Linked DNA regions of Mus musculus: region 1 is linked to region 2. Evidence: chromatin contacts called from ENCODE Hi-C or POLR2A ChIA-PET data. All regions are on one chromosome and are shown on one strand. Each heading gives the region's core, a stretch centred on a gene start or an enhancer-like site at or near the end of the contact. The rest is flanking DNA. Distances are from core to core; before and after follow the strand shown.

What was found. A loop is a pair of places that touch in the nucleus more often than their neighbours do. ChIA-PET counts read pairs that join two places held with the same protein, here RNA polymerase II (POLR2A).
Region 1: a map of T-helper 17 cell shows a loop between it and region 2 (3-fold over the local background). The contact joins the promoter of Nadk2 here to the enhancer-like site in region 2. A Hi-C loop is called at or near these places in 3 of 37 maps with a recorded cell type or tissue (T-helper 1 cell, T-helper 17 cell and T-helper 2 cell). POLR2A ChIA-PET finds 5 or more read pairs at or near these places in 1 of 5 experiments (Patski).

The regions. Positions count from the first base shown.
Region 1 is chr15:9,067,412-9,073,335 of GRCm38, reverse strand. It overlaps Nadk2 (NAD kinase 2, mitochondrial), which reads right to left and starts at 2,076. Exons shown (of 13, transcript NM_001040395.4): 1 at 1,571-2,076. The coding sequence starts at 1,834.
Region 2 is chr15:8,625,230-8,631,436 of GRCm38, reverse strand. No RefSeq gene overlaps it. Among named protein-coding and RNA genes, the nearest start is that of Gm46508, 46 kb to the right of the region's middle. Within about 2 kb of position 2,081, at least 2 of the 3 ENCODE cell types and tissues checked have a DNase peak (open chromatin) inside an H3K27ac peak, as active enhancers do.

The sequences.
Region 1 (5,924 bases), core at 827-3,326, 440 kb before region 2:
ATTTCAAAATGCCGGCTCCAGAACGGACCTTGGAAGCTATTTAGCCCAACCCATCAGGAACTAGGTGAAACTTTTGAAAGCTAGCATTGCAACACAAACGTTTTGTTTCACTCATGAGGGTCAGAGAAGAGAAACCCTGTCTTGAAAAACCAAAAAAAAAAAAAAAAAAAAAAAAAAAAAGCACAAAGGATATCAGTCAATCCAACCAGGGAGAGCCTTGCGTCCTGGCGTTCAATCCCACCCTCTGTGGGGTAGAGCTGAGAGTCCCGGTTCACTTCTGTTGGTTTGCTTTTTCTTGTGTGTACTATTTTAAATCCAGAGACGCTCAGATAAAATTGTGTGAGACTAAGCATACATGATATTTCACAATTTCTAAAAGGTGAACCTTGCAGAGTCGGGCATGTAACCAAAAGGACACGCCTCTTTTTCCAAAATAGAAACAAAGTACTCTCATCTAGCCCACAATCCCCCCCACTTCATTGCATTCATTTCACTCAACTACACAAACTACGCCAGCCAAACGGCTGATACTCTACTAAAGACTGCAAATGTTTTCTAGAAATACTTTCAAACACTTGGGGGAAAGAGAAAAATTTGCACTGATTTCTACCTTGTCAACTTGCCAAACAATACTGACAAGATGCAGCAGCTAGGCAAGGATTTACAATTTGTTTCCCCTGTGTCTAAAATAAAAATGTGAAGGTAAGGGCATCATTTTAGAACAGCCAGCCTACTTATTCTTGTACATAACTTAGTAATGCTTATATACAATTCAGTCTAAAGCCTTCGGGTGTCTGGAGTCAACAATTACAGGCATAACTGTGGGGGGGGGGGTTCCTAAATAAATTGCTAACAGCCCATTTCCCAAAAGTTACTGGGTAGCACAAAATCAATTTTTTTTTTCAAAAATGGGGAAGCTCGAACTCTGGGTTTAATCCTTCCCACACACACACACGCATGGCATACCTGGCAACGCTATTAGTAAATACACCAAACACGGTGTATGGCGGAGGCCCTGTTACTTCAGGGTTCATGCCTTCTCCCCATTAGCCGGCATACTTGTTCCTTTTCTGACCTTCCAACACAAAAACCCATCTCGGGTCAGCTTTCCTGCCTCGCTGTCCCAGGTGCTTGCTTTTCAAGCAGTAAGAGACCCTGAAGGGACAGGCGACCACAATCCAGCAGGGCTTTCCCTGGCCAGGCCTCTGTCCCCAGGCGAGAAGGGGGTGTGACCGCGGCACTTCGGCCCTCTCTCCGCCACCAGTGGCTGTGCTGGAGAATTTCCTTTCTCCCGGTGGTCTGGGGAGAGGTCCCCAGGACAAACAGGGCGAACAACCCTCATCTTCTCAGCGATGGGAGTCCGTGCTACCGAGGCGGGGGCGAGGACACACGTGGCTTCCCAAGTCCCGGTCCCAGGAGCCCCCTCTAAGGCAGGCTCAGGGCGCCCCAGTCCCATGCCCGAGGGGCCCCACAGGCAATCGGAGGAAGGTTGTCGGGCTTTGGGGGTGTCCTGTGGCCCGTCGCCCCCCACCCCCACCCCGAGTACCGGCCGTCCCCCGCCAGGACCCACCAGCTGCTTCAGGTCCTCCTCCGAGAGCTCCGCGTAGCGGTACCGCTGCTGCTCGAACTCGTAGCGGGTGGTTTTCGCCACCACCACCACCCGCGAGGGGCGGAAGCCGCCGTCGGCGGGGCTACCACCGCCCGCCAGCTCGCGCGGCTGCCCGTGCCCCAAGTGCCGCCGGCCGTCCGCGCCCGAGCCCGAACCCCGCAGAGCCGCGCGGCCACCCGCCACGCGCCGGCAGCTGCCCAGCAGGAAGCCCCGGTAGCAAGTCATGATCCGCGGGGCCGCGGGTGCAGGCTCGCGCTCCCTGCCGCCAGCACCGCGCCGGCCGCGCACAGGTTAAGTGCGGGGACGTGCGTGGAACGCGCCGGGGGGGGGGGGGACGTGCCCAGACGCACGCGAGGGCGGAGAGGCCCCGGGAGGCCCCGGGAGGCGGGGATCCGGGCTGGCCCCCGGGCAGTGGGTTTTATTTGTTTGTTTATCCGTTTTCTTGGGCGCCTGCGCAGTGGCCTCTCGGCCCGGCCCCACCTCCCTCTTCACCCTTTCAGGGAGGCCGCTCTAAGCCCGCCCCCGGGCCAGATCTGTCAGCTAATCAGAGGTCGGGAAGGTTTGGGAGCCCGAGGGGCTGCGGGGATTGGCTGGGGCTGGGAAAGGGACGAAATTCTATTTGGCTTTCGAGCTGCCCGAAGAAATCCAGTTGGAACTGGTCTGGGCGGCGTTGGGGGTGCAGGCGGAGTTTTGAGCGCCTGGCGGGAAAGCAAGTTTCTTGCGCATCTTCCTCTAGTTGCTTTCATTTTTGCTTGCTTTCTGGGTAGTTGGTCATGCTCGTCTAGGGTAAATTTTAACCAGTGTCTGCTGGATGGCTGATGTGGCCGTCGCTGGAGTAAGAGCTGGGGGCGGTGACCTCGCTCCAAACGGCTTCGTTTTGCAGGGCCTGATGGCAAATAAAGATGCCGAGCCCTTTATTAGAGAGGAATTAGAGCTAACCGAGAAGGATCACAGAGCATTAGCCCGAGCTCCGGTGACCACCAAAAGACCACCAGCCTAGAGAGGCAGTGCTGTCAGGGAGAAAGGAGGAGGATAATGAGGGAAGGAGTCTTGTCTAGTCCTGTGTGTCTGTCTAGACCGCGAGATAAGGTTGGAAAGCTGTGTAGGACCAGACTGAAGGGTTAAAAATGTTTTGCACTTTATCCTGTAGGCAAGCTCAGAGCAGTGTTTGATGATTATTGATCTGACTTTGGAATGTTGGGTAGGTAGTCCTTGAAGCTAGAGCAAGGGAAGTTACTGAGTCTGTGGGAACAGTTACACAACCATAGAGATGTAGGCTGATTAAGAATAAAAGGGAAAGCTACAATGAAGGGAAAGTCATAAGACAGGGTAGGTGGCCACTGCCCTGAGGTCCTTGCTGTGGCGTCCTTTCCTTTGCGATCCTGGCACTCCCAGTAAGTGGCCTCTGGATTCCGGGCATGCTATTTCATGTTTGTGACACTCAGATGCCTCTGTGATATCGAACCTGTTTTCTCTTTCACGTCACAGAAAACTACACTTTTGACTCCCACTTCTAGCTGGAAACATCTCAATGGGATATCCTAGTCAAATCTTATTTTGGATCCTTTCTTCTGCCTCTTCCAAAACATTGCTTCATTACACCATCCTCTCGGATGTGTCTTGAATTCTCTCAGGAAAACCCCTGCTGGGTTTTCCACTTCAGTCCTTAAGATTCCCATGTCTAGGACATTTAAAACTTTAAAGATTGAAAGAGCCTTCTACACCCCAGTTGTTTACCTGTTCCCTAACTCCCACTTACTGATATATTCAGCGGTTCTCAACCTCTGGGTCATATATCCGATGTATGTATATCCGATATGTTCATTATGTTTCATCACAGTAGCAAACTTACAATTCTTTTTTTTTTTTTTTTTTTTGGTATCATAACCAATTTCTCACTATTCTTTTTTTTTTAACTTAGGAGTAAGTTTTTTTTGTTGTTTTGTTTTTATTTTTTATTGGCTATTTTCTTCATTTACATTTCAAATGCTATCCCAAAAGTCCCCCTATACCCTCCTCCCTCCCCCTGCCCTGATCCCCTACCCACCCATTCCCACTTCTTGGCGCTGGCTTTCCCCTGTACTGGGGCATATAAAGTTTGCTAGACCGAGGGTGCTCTCTTCCTAATGATGGCCAAGTAACTATGGTTGGGGGTCACCACAACATGAGGAACTGTATTAAAGGGTTGCAGCGTTAAGAAGGTGGAGAACCACTGATACAGGTTCAGGACAGAATAATCGGTTCATTCTTGCAGCCAACCTTTTTTGGGGGTGGGAAACAGGGCAGGCTGGGGGCGGTCAGTTGAGGGAACTGCCAAGGGTTTCATCTCCTTCCTGTGCTTACTTAGCCACTATTTGCAAAGTTACCAAATGAGCAGGTGGCTGTTCAGAAGAGCCCATTTAACTCTTAAACCACTGGGGTTTGTGAAGCGCAGAAGTGCCTCCATTCTTTCTGTTGCTGCATGCCAGCAGTCCCTAATGGCATTCCTTCTTCCTTTCAGTCCCCCTCTTTCTAGACCCTTCTCTTGGATGTAGCTCCTGCCCTTGTCTCCTCTAGCCTTCTCCCTGGTCATTTTCCACCCCTACTCCACTCTCTGTTGTGTAATGAAGAGTTTGGGCTTTGAAGGACTGTATCAAATCGCAACTTTGCTGTGTATTTACTTTGTGAACCTTGAACTGGTTGCCTAACCTTTCTGAGCCGATTGTCTTATTTATCAACAGTAGCTACCTTGTAAAGTTGTACGGAAATGGATAAATACCTAACCCTGTGTCCACTGTAAATTAGACCCGAGACTTATTAGCTCCCTTTGCCTTAAATGACTTCAGCTATTACCAACATCTTTAGCTCATACCGTTCTTCTGAACTTCAAATCTTTATTTATAGCTTACTATATAGGATGATGTCACTTCAGTTCAAATGTACATGTTGTCAGTGGACACAAAATTCTATTTGAGTAGAACATCCTATCAGGTGCTAGAAATTGAATGATAAGAGGTCAAACAATAGTAGAATTTTAGAGTGCTTTATAAGAATTAAGAGGAGCACATTTAGAAGAATGCCCTAAAGTAACAGTAAAATAGTAGAGCCATCAAGAATGAGAAAGGGTTTCTGCAGAAGAAGTAACATAAACAAATGTGTCGAGACCCAGTGGCGAAGCAACTTAGAATTCCTTGTGAACTGTGAGCAGTAGACAACACTGGGAGGCGATGGGGAAAGCTAATGCCAAGTGTTATGACCACACCAAGGAGCTTGGCTTTTATGCGATATATACTAGAAAGCAGCAAAGATGGCATAATTAGCTTTGCAAAGTCATTAAAAGATTTCTTAAAAGACATGCAATAAATAAACCCCTGAAGAAATGTTCAGTCATATTAAAAATCAGAAAGATACAAACTAAGATCATCGTGAAATAGCTTTTATCCAATAGATGGTAGAAATTTTAAAATCCTAGTAATATTCTAGTGAGAATCCTATCAAATCATCAGGACCTTACTAGGCGAGACCATTCCTCAATCGTCTAAATAATTCCACCATTACTAAGGTTTACAAATACTCTCTTAGACACCCTATTGTATTCTCATATTCCAGTTTGATAACTAGAAGAAGTCTGATATAAAAAAAAGTAATCAGTATAGTAGAGTATACACTGGAGGTATGATCTAACTAATGCAAAAACACAAAACTCCTGGAACTCACTGGACTGGGTATCAGTTACACTCTCACACAAAAGTGAAATTTTAAAGATAGCAAATTTTAAACTCTAATACCACTGGGATAATATGGCAAAGCCAATATGGCTTTCTAATGAATGATCCATGCAACTACATGATACTTGCACCCTAAAAGCTAATACTACTCTTCCTAACATTTTATGAAAACACTGTCTATCACTGATATCTGCAGCTTGGAGATTTCCAAAGGTCTTAAATGTACTCTTCCCAGACTCGACAACACTCATGCACATGTCACTCTGTGAAAGATGCATTCCCCTCTTCATAATATTCATACAGTCTAGGACTTGAAGAGCTATTTTTCCCTGTGGTTGAAGGGCATCTTTGATAATAATCAATGTGTGTGGTGGTTTGATAAATGTCCCCGTAGGTTCAGGTGTGTGAACACTTAGTCTCTGGTTGGTGACACTGGGATAGAACCTTTAGGAAGTGTGTCACTGGCTTTGAAGGTTTATAGCCTGATCTTACTTCTGGTTCGCTGTTTTCCATGTGTGGCTGGAGATGTGAACTCCTAGCTTCCTGCGCTGCCTGCCTGCCTGCAAGGCTTCCCCATCGTTGTGTGTTCTTTCTCTGTAACTGTAAAC
Region 2 (6,207 bases), core at 832-3,331:
CCACTTCAATTTTTAATTGCTAAGTGAAAGCAAAAACATTCTTTAAAACTCCCACATCTAGAATTTCCTACAGTTTCTTTGTCCTGGTAATATTATCACTGATTATGTCCTTGTAAATCTTGTGGCCACCATTTAAAAGCCTGATGAATCACTTTTGAGGCTCCACGCAACTGTCTTAAATAAATTAAATGGTGTTTAGCTTATCTGTACTTGAAGTACTTTAAAGCTGGCATCTGCTTCTCTCTCTCACTCTCCTCTTCTCTTCCCCCATCCCCTCTCCATCCCTACTCCACATAGAACATTCTCTGTAACCCATTAAAATACAGACATGTCTCTGGCATTGCTTTTAAGAGATAGCACATTTTCCCCTTTACTTGAGGGTGTCTTTTAGAAAAGTACCTATGTGTCTGCCCTATTGTCCTGTTCAAACGTGACCAATTTTCCAGGAGCTGTAAAGAGGGAAATGGGGAATTTTTTTTTTTCAAAATCTTTTCCAGATTCCAAATGGCAGTCATTCCACAAAAGCCCCTACATTAAGCCAGGTATGATGGCGTGGGAAGCAGGGTCCAACTGGGACAGCAGAAGGAACAAGTAGAGACACTGTCTCCCACCTAGGAGATGGTGGGTCCATAGCCGATTTCAAGACCGCCATCAATCTAATGGGAAATGGCATCAGGTGGCAACTTAGGAGCGCTTTCTCTAACTGTGTAAGTTTGGGGAAATTTATTGAGTCCTGAAAATGCCCAGACAGGAGCTTGGAGACATAGCCATTGCAAGAGAAAATAAAAACCATTTAGAATCAGCTCAGCTGGGAGCACTGAGCTGATCAAAACGGTCTCGGCCAGGAACACCTATCTGAAGACTACCACCCAGAGCCACTGCATTCAAACAACAGGATCCCAAAGCCGGCTTGCTTTTAAACCTAGGAGAACTATGCCAAACAAACAGAAAGCACAGCTGTCCTAAGGAAAATGTCACGCCAGGCATAGTAAACTTATGCCTGTCCTTATACTTCAGCAGGTTGAGGCCAAAGTACCACAAGATTGAAACCAGTTAGGACTACCTAATGAGATCATGTCTCAACCTGAGAGAGAGAAAGGGGTGGGGAGAAAAAAGAGAGAGAGAGAAATGTTTCCTGAAACTTAAAGACCTTCAGATGTTGTTTAATCCCAAATCTGGACCCAATTGGTTAATCTATGTCATAATATACCTGACTTCTCAATCGGCTTGCAAAAGTCGCTGGACCTCGGTGATCCCTTCTGTACCTGTGGAGGTCAGATAAAGTCGCCATCCCCAAACCAGCTTTCTCATTGAGTTACCATGTTAAAAGGAATGCTCATGAAGTGAGCGCTAGTTAAATGGCACATAAAGAAGTTCAACTTCTTTATCTCGGATGTATGTAATTATTCACTTTGCAGAAGTGGTAAATGAATAAACGGGACACATATACATCATTTATATACATGTGTGTTCATCAAATTCTCAGCTCAGTTCTTGGCACTCTGGACGGCTCTTGAAATGTTTATAACGAAACGGGCCAGTGAAGACAGAGAGGCTTCGCGGTCCGCAGATGTGATGGATGGATGGAAGCAAGCCCGCGAGAAGCTGCAAGAACTGCTGTCTTCTGGGAGGGAGGCTGGAAACCAGACTCTCCGAAATCTGACAGAGCTCTTCTGGAGGGGCTCCGGGCGCTGCACCGGGGCAGAGCAGATTCCCCTGCCAGTGTCTGCGATGCTTTTGTCAGTGCTGGCTCTCTCTCAGCAGCCCTGCGCTGCATGGTGGTTTTGTGAAGCGCATAATTCGACACTCCGGGGAGACCACCCAGCTTCCTCTCCCAGAGTCTCCCAGGGAACAAAACTGTCCCTCTGTGTGCCAGTGACCTCCCCCTCTGCCGGCCCCCTTCCCACTGCTGTCCCCCACCCCCACCTCCCAGCCAAGGGGAAATGGAAAAGCCAGTCAAACCTTCCCTGGTGGGAACCAGGAGATTTGCTACTAAAGCAGCCCAGAGAGGAGGCCACTCTAAGCCTGGGATACTGCTGCCACCCTGTGGCAAGGACCTCCCGACCCAGAGCGGCCCACACCGTATAAACCACCCAACATTCTCTAGAAACTCCTCAATGATGGGCTCCAGGAGGGCTGTGGAACGAGAAACAGCTCAGAAGCCCGAATGAAAAGTGAACTTGAGTAAGTCCGTGTCTGCGGTGTGATTCCCAGTGTGTAGGACGGGATGGATAGTAACTGGGAACTTACAGGAAAGGCTAGTTCCCCAGGCCCCATCCAGGGCTCTGGAAGGTAGAACCCAGCAGTGTGCTTTAACAAGACTGTTGCGCGCCAAGGTTTTAGAACGTCTGATCCAGAGTCTGAAAAGGCAAGGACCACGAAGCTAACCACCAGCGTCCTTATCTCTTCTTCTCTGGCCCTAAACCTCCCCATGTCTCTCTTCGTGCATTTTAATTTCCTAGGATTGTGGCAGAATAGATACAAAACAAAGGAAAAGTCACCGATGTGCATACATGCTTACTGGTTCAAAGACTTACTGATGCTTTAATTAAAATTTAATTTTTTAAATTTAATTTAAAAATAAATTTATTGCTGGGCAGTGGTGGCACATGCCTTTAATCCCAGCATTTGGGAGGCAGAGGCAGTCAGATTTCTGAGTTCAAGGCTAGCCTGGTCTACAAAGTGAATTCCAAGACAGCCAGGGCTATACAGAAAAACCCTGTCTCGAAAAAATAAAAAATAAAAATAATAATAATAAAATAAATTTATTATTTGAGGTAATAAAATTTTTTGTCGTACCACTCAACCCATCGAGAAAACTCAGATCCTTCATTTATTTGCCAGGTATTTATGGAGTGTCAACCTTATCTCAGGCACATTAATGTGCACTGTAGATAAACCTACCCCTCCCTCCACCACCACCCCCACTCCAGAGCTCTATTTTATTCAGGTGTAAAATAGATTTTCGAAGACTAAACTATGTCACCTCCAATGTTTGTATATTGGAACTCAACCCCAGTGAACATGTATTTGGAGAGAGAGCAAGCTCAGAGCAAAGGCCACGTGTCTGAAAGCCAGAAAAGACCAGCTCAGAGGTCAAACATGCGGGTGCGCCAAGGGCTTTCGGCCCCCAGACTGTGACCAATAACTGTGTGTCCTTTAAGCTGCCCAGTCCGTGCTGTTGTGTTAAGGCAGCCCAAGCAGATTAAGATGTAGGACAGGTATAGTCAATGATGGGAAGCACACCAGTGCAGGGTGACGTTCGGAGAGGAACTAGAGAACTTTAAGGACGGGGTAGTCAGGGAGGCTACCCGGGCAAGTCTCCTGTAAAAGATCTTAAGGAAGTAAGGCACCAGCCTTGGATTCATAGGAAAGAAAAGGCTGGTGGTAAAACACCTCAGGTGGGCATTGGTGGGCTTCCCCGGGGGAGGCAAAGTACCACAAGGAGGCAGTGTGGCAGAATGGGGGATGGAGCCAGACAAGGACCAAGGGTCCACTTGAGAGGGTCTTACAAATCACATAGGAGAAGAGGGCTTTAGTCTCGGCGTGCCGGGTTGCCTCCAGCAATGTAAGGGTTAAGAGATCTTTCCTTTAGATTCGAATGTGTTCCTGTCAAAGTTTACACATTGGCATCACAGTGATAGTGAGCAGTGGGCCTTTAAGATGTGAAGATGGGACTTCTTCATGGACAGTGGCTGGAAAAAAAAAAAAAAGGCGGCTCCGTGCAGCCTTCTGTTCCCAATACTCCAGCCTTCCACCATGTGAGGACAGCGTTCTCCCGATCCAGAAAACGAATTCCTCACCTAACCACAGAACCTTTATCTTCATTTCTCTAGCCAGTAGCATTGTGGGAAAGTAAATTCTTGCGCCTTATGCCCCAGTGCAGGGCATGTGATTGTAGTGGGACTAAGACGATATGTAACTCATCTGCTTATCCTCCGGTGTGCAATCCCTCCCGGGTAACGCAGCCGCTTCCTATTAAGATGGTTGGCACCCTGTGTCTCTTGGTGTCCCCGCCCCCTCTTCTCCCCTCTACATTCTTCAATCTGCTCCCGCTGACCTATCGACACAGGGCCCCATGAGACTTCCAGTTTCTCAACCTGTCCTTCGCATTTCACAGGAATAAGAAAAGTTCAGATGTGCCAGTTATGCCCTCTGCTGGTCAGGGCGCAAAAGGCAATCAGGAAATGAGGTCGGGGTAGACCGTATCTTCAGCGACTCCCCTTATGTCAGCCTTTCTTTCTCCAGCCGTGCCCACAGCTGGCAAGACTGGGTTTGGCATTGCCCACTTCTCCTTTTGCATAAGAACCCTGCGGTCTGGCTTATGATAAGAAAGAAGGGAAATGAGGGAATTTAGCAAATGGGATTCCTTTGTAATATATGCTCTCAAGCCTCTTGCCTTGAGACGAGATCCTATTGTGAGAACCAAAAACCTGAGTACTGTCAATTTCTCTCTACTGTAATTATTCCAATTTTTTCAGGCAAATAAGTAGCCTTGGCTGGCTTGGCTGAGAGTATTCTGACAAGTAAAAGGGAAAATTACATCAGCTCGCCTTCAAATATTATGTCAGTGTTATAGAAAAAAAAAATCAAGGCCTGGCAGTAGAGAATTCTTCTCTGGGGTTCTTTTTTCATACAAGTTTTTCAAAAGCTCATCCCCTGCTTCCTATTTCTCCCTTGGAGATTTATTCATCTATGAAACTCAAACCATTCGAGCCTTTTATGTCTGGCTGAGTTTTGCCTCTATAATTTATTCCACATAGATTTCCCCCCTTGAAATTGCAGCCTGTGCCAGCAGGTCACCCAGGACTTCCTGCCCTTCAGAGGCCCCATAAGATAAAAGGGTAAAAGCCCTCACTGGAGAGAGAGATGGGCCACCCTAGAAGTCAGATGCTGAAGGGGCTTGGCCCCAACTTCTAGCTCTGGCTCACGCCACGCCTGCATCCTGTCTGGTTCTTTCCTCATGAAAACCTAAGTGAGGAGAGAGGTGGCCCCACATAAAGTTAGCAGGCGTCTTCTCCAAGATCAAGGAAAACTTTGATAGAGTTGGGAAGAAAGCCAGTAACCATTGGCTTCCTGTCCTGATGGGAAGGCAGAGACGGCATCTCCAACCCGAATCCCACTGTGCAGAGGAACATCAAGGGTCCATCTTTGGAGAATGAAAAACTCCCTTACCCATCAGCTTCTGCTCACATTCTGCTCCCACCCAGTGCTCGCTGTGAGCTCCCGAGGCAAGGAGTCACTCCTGGTAGTTACATCTGTGCTCGGACTGTGTAGCCTGAAGCTCCAGAGCTTTTTTTTCTTTTGAAATTTTATCTGTCCATCCATCTATCCATCCATCTATCTATCTATCTATCTATCTATCTATCTATCTATCTATCTATCTACCTATCTATCATCTATCCATTGGAAAAGATATGTGTGGAGGTCAGAGGACAGCTATGAGAGTCAGATCTCTCCTCCCACTATCCAGGTTCCAGGTACTCAACTCAAGTCATCCAGCTTGACAGCAAATGTTTTTACCCACCAAGCCATCTCTCCAGCCCTAGTCTCCTCTCTCTACACACTGTATTACCTGCACGTGTGGCCTCACATCTCTGTACCCAGCATTGCCTCCTCCTCTGGGGAATTAGAATCAAAGAAGTTTACAGAACCTTAATCAACACACTTTTGGTTCATGCCCAGCACCTACAGTGCTGAAAAAAATTAGAACTTTATTAGGGCTGAGATTAAGCCGAATACCATACACCAGTCTGGGCGCAGGACTCTGTGTGGTTACACCACTTCCGAAAGCTCAGGAGCCCAACAGACGTTTCCCACAGTTAGCACACGTGTCCACGCTAAAGTGTTGCCCTCCTGAGTTTCGTCACCCATGGCTGTGTCTGCAGAGGAAGCAGTGCCACCACAGGATGGCAGCAAATCATCACCATTGTGCTCCCTGGCTCTAAAGCCACATCAGTCTGTGGAAGTGGGTAATTTAGTAATAAAAGCAAGACAGGTCCAGGGAGTCAATGCTCTGGTGAGGAAGATTATGCAGAAATACATCACAAGAAAACAGGGACACAAATCAACACTCAGAAAAGCTGGTGTGCAAACAAGCAAACAAAAACAAAACAAACAAACAAAAAACACCCCACCTTACCTAAGCTCCAATAAAACAATCCTAGGTTCCTGGTGTCGATACTCCAGATGTCCCCATCACCCAAG